Regions from separate parts of the Homo sapiens genome. Here region 1 is linked to region 2. Evidence: chromatin contacts called from ENCODE Hi-C data. All regions are on one chromosome and are shown on one strand. The core of a region is the stretch at or near the end of the contact, and the rest is flanking DNA. Distances in the headings are between cores, read along the strand shown.

Region 1 (3,919 bases), core at 1,019-3,518, 110 kb after region 2:
CTTCCTTAAAAGATGAGTTCATTTGAGTTGGCAGTCTAATTTTCATTTGAGAAATATTATTAATAAATCATTCCAGAAAACAAAAAAAAATGCATAATTGATGTTCAGATAACATAGATCCTATGAACTGTTAAGGCCCGGAAGTGGAAAATGACCATCACCCAAGAATTAGATGGTATTTCTACTTTTTAATTTTATTACTAATGTAATTATTTTTATGGGTAACTCCAGAAGGTCTTCCAAGGCCCTTTTAAACCCCCGCAGAGCAAAGGCAGAAACAAAAGCTCTATTTCATAATCAAGAATTTTCCTGTAAAAAGTCTTTTGAATCAAATGCAAGTTCTACAAAACATAATCCACAAGCAAGCCCAAGATGGTTTAGTCAACTGACCTCCTGAATCACCTGGGAGCCCAAACCCTGAACAGAGGTAGAGAAACAGAAGATTAAGACGCTCGTAGCTATCTTAATAACTTGTGCAGAGCTAAACAAGAAGTTTTTATACATAGCTTTCTTTAAGGCAAACTAAAAGCAACATGACACAGAATATCTAAGGAATAGGAAAAATGCTATTTATATTTAGTTAGCAAATTCTGAACTAAAATTGGTAAAGAGTAAACCTGATATCCTCTCACAGAAAAGAAAACACACACACACACACACACACACACACAAACAAGATTTAAAGGGGCTGGGTTTAAATGTTGGTAATGCTGGTCTTGAGCAAGTCACATAACATTTTAGTTACAGTTCCTTTTTCTGCCAAACTGAGATAATAATGCCTACTTAATTGAATTGTGTCAGTTTTAAATAAGTAAACACACATAACGTTCTGAGCAAAATACCTAACACATAGAAATCTCTCAGTAATTGTTATTAATACGAGGTGTCAGACTGAATTTCTCAGTGCAAGGTACAAATAAGGCACTTCTTATAAATATTGACTAAAAATCTCCAACAGAAATTACTGTGTGTCCATACTAATTTCTACCCTCAAAAATAAAAACAAATATTCTATTTTTCAGTTGTATTATTCAAAGCAAACCAGCACAGCATTTAACTTGGAAGTTGTTAAGAGCACCACCTGTCTGATTTTCTTACAGCTGTCAGAAGCAAATTTTAGATCCACCTCCAAAAGTTTTACCTCAACTAGAACCAGACTGTGTCTGTATTCAAAGTAATTTAGTTTTGAAGGTTTCCTTCATTCTAAGAAATACGTACATATATATATGAAGTATATATGAAATATAAATATATATAACTAGCAACCATCAAATAGAAGATATGTATTATAGTATGTAGCTTTCAGTAAAGCATTGAAACAGAAAATATTTATTGTAACATAAAGATAGAATTTACCATTTAGAGGAAAATGAAGAATGAATTTACAAAAAGAACCAGAATTCTAACACTTAATTGCTTTATTTTAAAAATCATACTGATTCACAGTAAGTTTGTGGAATTCCAGTCTTTATCTCTGAATTTCCATTAATGGTCAAATAAATACAAATTTTATGGGAACACTTATGTCTTAAATTGTATATAAATCATATATATGTATGTGTGTTTTACATACCCTAGTAGGAAAGGAAAAACAAATTTAAGGTCTCCATTTAAAAATATCATAAAGCAGAAATGCTTCAAATTACTTTTTAAGTTTAAGTAAGCATTAGTGTAATATTTTAAGTAAGCATTAGTGTAATATTTTAAGTTCATCATGGTCTCCATCCTTGAAAACTTTGTAATTTTTGCTGGATAAGATATCGGCCATCATGTTACATGACCATAGCTATTTATAGAGGTGTGAGTAACAACTGTTAACTAGTGGGGCCTTTGGTATAGCAGAGAACAGTTTCCACATGCAAAATTTAAGAGAAATCTCTTTTTGCTCCCCCAATATACAGATCTGGCAGCCTCTCAGCTCCTAAATCCACTTCTCAGATCCTGTATAGAATCATTGACCAAGGCAATTACCTTAAAGCAACATTTTAAATGGACACATCGACAGTTAATGTGGCTGTCGATTTGCATATTTTTTTTCCTTACTTGATACTATCGGAAAATGGTAGCAATACCTTCAGCAGTGATCTCAGTCATGGTGGTCGTCAAAAGTAAAAGTCAGTTGAAAAGTTCCCGTCAAGTTGCACTTTGCAGAGTATTTGGGGATTTGAGAACTCTGGTGGAGGGTTCTGTGTCAAAACCTGGGGGCTCTTCGTTTTCCTGGCTGTTTCTGCTGCTTCTTTGTTGTCCTGTTGAACTTTGCCTCTCCTCTGCAGAGTTCTCCCCCTGGAAACAACCTAAGCCCTTTCCAAGCAGCACTTGTGGCTCAGCTAGAAGTATCAGCTTCAAACAAAAATAGCCTCATCTCCCTAGGACTCTTCAGCACTTTTTTTTTTCTTTTTTGGCACTCTAGAGGAACACACACACAGACACACCAGCTCTTCAGCCCCAAAGAGAGAAAGGCAAAAAACAAACAAACAAACAAAAAAAACCAAATGAACTACAAAGTACCATCTAAGCCCCCGCAGTTTCTCTAAGATAATTACAGATCCTGGGGTCTATGTCAGAAAACATGAAATAAAGAGTTGAAAGTAATCTTATCCGTGAGAGCTCAGATTTATTCTTAGTGCTCTTAATGCTCAGAACATTCTTCTTTCCCTTATTTGGTTTGGGGAGGGTCCCAAATGTCTATCACAGGCAAAAGGGAGGGTAGTCTTGAGTAATTTTCTAGAAGTTATGTTCCTGTTGATACAAATCCACTTAGCAAGTGCAGTTATTTATATAGGGCTACACTTAAAATTGCAACTATTAAATCTTGAAGCTTTCTTTTAAAGTAGTCATATTGTAGAAGATTAATATTTTCTGAACACTGGCCAATAAGAATTATGTAATGTGAATTTATAGTGTGATACTTGAAAAACATTGGATTGATGAATTACTATCTTTTTAATTCTCTCTACTACCTTACTAAGAACTAAATACCTGCATTTATCCATGCAGTAAAAAGGAAGGGAAGGTGACATAAAGTTTAGTAGTCCACAGCCAATATTTAAGTAAAGTATTTCCTTATCTCAACTTAAAAAAAAAAGGATTATAGCAGCCACTAACAATTAACCAAATTGGCTGATTAGCATTTCACCTTCCCACTCCTAGACAGGTGTTAATGAGCAAAAAAATATTCAATAGTTGGTAGTTGGAAGCAAAAGGAGAATCGAAGGGCATTGATAATCATAAACTCTAGCCAATCTGTGAATAATCAAGGGTTGACTACACTTTTATTTTATTCTCATATTCAACCTAATAAATGCTTGTAGTTTAATCTTTTAGCTTGAACTTGATACTTTTCGTTTTCAGACCTCCCGAATTCCTATGGTACTTCATAGATCATGAAGCAAAGCCATGTTTGTTATTTTTAAAATTCAGGCTCAGAAGAGTGCTGCAACAGCTATTTCCATAGGCAATGACCTCCTCCCTGTTAGTGGTTCTGTCTTAATCTACTGCCCCCATTCCTGACACAATAGAAAGTTGCTCATTTACCAGCTGAATACATAAATTAGTAACAAATCTTAATTTACAAGGAGGAAATGATTACATGATTACATTCATGATTTTATTCAATTCCTATATCTAGGACTGGGCCTAGAGCCTTTTAACTACAAGTTTGCTATCTTCCCCAAGAAATGAGGCCTTGTTGCAGATACTATGACTTAAGGTAAAGGGGGTCACTGCAAATTAGGCCCACTAGCGGGATGAAAAGATACAAAATCCTCAAGAGCAGCTTCCCAGAGCTCTGGGTTGGTCTAAGGAGGTATCCTAAGAGAAAAGCCCTCCTTACATTGCCCCCCACAAAGAATCTCCAGTCAATAGTGCCACAGCAGTTCCAATTGTTTTGAAAAACGTAGCACTTCATATCTCCATTCAT
Region 2 (4,275 bases), core at 1,011-3,510:
TATTTATAAAATAAAATAAATTTCTACCTCTTTTATGAGGTACTGTATGTGACCAATACAAGGTCACATACAGTATTCTGATTATATTTATAAAATAAAATAAATTTCTACCTCTTTTATGGGAAAAAATCCAAGGTTAACTTAGTTTAAGGTAAACCTTAACTAACATGTCAGAGCTTGTGTCCTAAAAACATAATAAGTATTCATTGCCTGGTTATCATTTAAAAGGCATATTCTTTAGCTCCATAAACTGCTGCATTCTTCCCTGAGGAAAATATCGAACAAAATAAACAGAGGGACAAAGTAGAAATAAAAGTTAGCTTGATATGATAAAGTAAAATTATTTAATGTGGTTGCCTATAAAAGTATCTAATTTCTTAAGAAAAAGAGTCAGAATTGAAACTCATTATTTGACACTATAAAATCAATTAGTTAGAATATTAATATAGAATTGTTTTAGAAATATATATCCTGTGGGATTACATATTCTGTGTGATTTTTTTTTTGCATCCTTCTTGATGGGTCAATTATATAGGTGTAGACTCCCAAGGCTCTCCCGATGAGTTCCATGCTTCTAAAACCTTTCAGAATATCATATTGTCCCTTGAAGGGGAAAAAAACTATAGAGAAATAGAATGTGATCTAGCTTCCACCATAACGAATATCTTTTGTCATCCCACAAAACACACCAGCTTGAGCATAATGAATCTTTTTGGTCTCAGATATTTATTGACTCATTTATAATCATCACAGACTACTACTACCTTTCAAATACTGTATCTTTTCTTCTAAGGGTTCAAAATGCTTTGATAATAACTTAAATTCCTAACTATCCATCACATACAACCATAACTGACATGGAACATGGCATACAGAAAACAGTATTTATCCACATACAAGAGCAGTTGTAAAGCAAAACATTTATTTTCACTGAACTATTTGAGAATAAAGAGCAGGCATTAGTCTACCCCATTTACAGACGGGAAACTAAGCAATAAAGTGAAATCTTTTGTTCATATTCACACAGAAAAACTGTGGAAAACATAAGCTCTCTCTGATTTCCAGCTCAGTGTGGAGCAACTGAAGCTCTACTTTCACTTTCTTAAGAAATAGTTACTTTTACAAAACATATTTGGTCTACTCAAGAAATATATTCAGGTTGATAATCTCCAGCTCAGTCTTTGAGAAATTTATTTTAGACTTCAGCCAAATTCACTGTCTTAATTATGGAAGACTTGCTAGTTTAATAAACCTACTCTACAGCCCACTGCTCGGTCTTTGACATCAGAATTCTAATATAGCCAGGTCCAAAATGCAAATGGTGCCATCTACATTACTACCGCCACTCCAGCAGCACTGTTATTAAATTAATAGCACAGTCTGCAAGAAAAAAACAGCAGGGACCCAAATGGTGTGGAACCAGTTGAGTTTCTGTTTAACCTTCAGCAGATAGAAACACAGAGCCAGTTCAGTCATGGTTCGCTTAGTCAATCCGTACTCAAGAGCTGTGTCCAACTTCTGTGATCAAAGGAATTAAGAACCGAAAAAAGGAAAGAGAACAGTAAGGAGACATTAGTTTCCTAAGTACAAATATAAATAGGTTTCAACTGAGTGAGCTTCAATGTTCTGATTGTTGAAGAATTGGCTGACCAATCTAGAATGAATTCAAACATTAGGATTAAAGACATAATATCTGTAGAATGATTTGAGCCCTTCCCAAAAAGAAAGCACATGAAGTATATTTTAAAAACAACAGCAACAACATGGCATTGTATTAATATAAATTCACGTGCTAGTATAATTTAATTGATACTTTTATTATTTGAAAATTTACTAGCTGCAACTGTGGTATTTACTACAGATAATTTTGCATTAGCTGGTTTATGACATAGTAAATACTGGATAAAATTCCATTTTTATCTCAGAAATAAATTATCTCATTTTCTGTCTGCATTATACAAATATAGTTATTATGAGATCTTTATTTTTGCCCTGGCTCATTCAAAATCATGTGAAACTGACCATTGGGAAAACCTGGGCACGCTTAGAAGAATATATTTTTGAATGTCTTGCTTCCTATTAGTTTCTTTAAAGTTTTATGACTATCTCTGTCACCCACAGAAAAGTTATTCTTATAAGATAAGCAAGACAATGCTGGCCTTTCTTAATTTGCTTCTGCTGCAAGATTGCCATTACTGGATTCAGTTCAGCTGAAAGTGATATTAATCATCATGCTGTCACTGTCCATCTACCTCTTGAGGCTGTGCAGGAGAGCCGTGGGGCTTTCTTACATGACCTCTGCCATGAGGTCATATAATGACTCTGCATTTCTACACCAAAGATTGTAAAGATATTGCATGACAGAAGGAATTCAGGTTAAAAAAAAATAAACTCTGACTTGTTACACTAACTTCTTAAAAGAAAAAAAATTATTTCCTCAGTAAATCAATATGTATTTGAGCTACTCTCTTAGTAATTGTAAATAATTTAAAAATTATTACACATTTTGAAGTTACTTTGATTCCATCTATTAAATATTATTTATGTTATTTATACATTTATAACTGAAATTAACTGATATACATTTATAACTGAAATTAACTGAGGAGTAAATTTAGTTATTTAATATCAAAAATGTTACAAAAACACTAAACATGAAATTTTTTCTCGCATATGAATACACAAAAATGTATATCTAAATGAAGAATAAACATAAAATGAAATGTTTACCTTTAGTTTGTATTTTCCTTTCAGGTTTCTCTTGTTTTTCAGTCTTATCTTTGTGTATTTCTAAGAAAAAATAGAATTTATAATTTTAAAACTCTGAAAATGTATAAAATTTAAGCCATAGCTATGACCTAAACTTTATAAACCTACCACAAAGTTTAAATTATTATACAGTTACTAACAAGTTTATTGGAGTCTAAAAGAGTCTTTGTAACATATTGCTAAACAAATCACTTATTTATTGAAATAAGGGAAAAATTGGAGTTATCTCAAAATTAGAGTTATTTGGAAAAGCTTAAACATTTAATAGACAGAGCTATGTTGTCACCATTTTCAGTGCTAAAATTGGTCACAAACTATAATTATTTTTATTTCAATTACTCTCAATACAAATTAAGAATCCTTAATAAGAATGTCATTTAGATTTAGGAAGATTTAGTTTTTACATATTAAATTAAGAATTTGTGAAATGAACTGTAACAACTATCTAATAGGAAATATATTTCAGAAGTATTGACTCTAAGCTATGTTTATAATCAGCATTTGGCATTACATTTAACCAATAATTACTGCAAGCAGATATGACACATTTCATAGAATAAGTTAGTTGTACTTTTTTTCTAAACATCAGGTTTTAGCAAATATATTCAATTTTCTGCTAGCTTCAGTATACATACATTACCAAGGCTAAGAAAATGGAGTTAATTCTGAATTTACAGTTAATTTGGATAGAAGTGAATTTGAGATTAGAGTTTACAAATATGATTGCTACCTTTGAAAAGTGACTTAATCTTAAATATAGTGTTTTTTCTTAGAAAAATGCTAATGAGGTTTACTTATTTATTTATCACAACTTTATTCCACAGATGGTCTGAGATGGTGTTAATTACTGTACACATTTTAAATTCTCCATTTGTAAATCTGCATTTGCATTTTTGTAGTTTTTCCAAAAGTCTACTAAATTAAGATCAACCATGGCAACACCCTAAATATCTTCAGAAAAGACAGCTACTAGCTTTCATTCACCTGTTAAGGAGGTAACCACCATTGTGAAGGTTTTCTTCCTAATTTTTCTCATTAATCAGTTATCTTACTATTTACAGGGTCACTAATCTACTCTTATCTCAACTGTGACTTTGAATATGGTGATGAAGATATGAACAGGTAAGGCACTCATTCTTGTCCCTGAAAACAATTCTCCAAAATGTAAGGAAATATCTCCAAATGACATAGGAAATGCCCATCTTCCTGTCTCTCTCACCATTTTGTTTATTTCTTCTCTAGTCTCCAAATTTTACTCTACAGCAGGGTTTCTTACATTAGCACTTTTGACATTCTGAATTGGGTGAAGCATTATTTTGGGGAGGGGCTATTTTGTGCATTTTAGGATATTCAGCAGCATTCCTAGCCTCTACCTTTTAGATGCCAGTAGCCCCCATATCCACCTCCCAATCTTGACAATGAAACATGTCCAGAGACTTTGCCAAATGTCTCCTACAGGGCAAAATGAATCCTAGTTGAGAACCACTGCTCTAAACTTACATGATA

What was found. A loop is a pair of places that touch in the nucleus more often than their neighbours do. Pooled maps may share reads with other maps.
Region 1: a map of cardiac septum shows a loop between it and region 2 (5-fold over the local background). The contact joins the promoter of TRDN here to the enhancer-like site in region 2. A Hi-C loop is called at or near these places in 2 of 168 maps with a recorded cell type or tissue (cardiac septum and posterior vena cava) and 5 of 50 pooled maps.

Annotation. Positions count from the first base shown.
Region 1 is chr6:123,634,682-123,638,600 of GRCh38, forward strand. It overlaps TRDN (triadin), which reads right to left and starts at 2,269. Exons shown (of 41, transcript NM_006073.4): 1 at 2,073-2,269. The coding sequence starts at 2,094. The region is part of intron 1 of LOC105377981 (a long non-coding RNA gene); the gene reads left to right.
Region 2 is chr6:123,527,776-123,532,050 of GRCh38, forward strand. It overlaps TRDN (triadin), which reads right to left. Exons shown (of 41, transcript NM_006073.4): 5 at 2,731-2,790. It overlaps LOC105377982 (a long non-coding RNA gene), which reads left to right. Exons shown (of 6, transcript XR_001743833.2): 2 at 3,831-3,891. Among named protein-coding and RNA genes, the nearest start is that of TRDN-AS1, 90 kb to the left of the region's middle. RefSeq lists a silencer at 1,856-2,056. Within about 2 kb of position 2,261, at least 2 of the 41 ENCODE cell types and tissues checked have a DNase peak (open chromatin) inside an H3K27ac peak, as active enhancers do.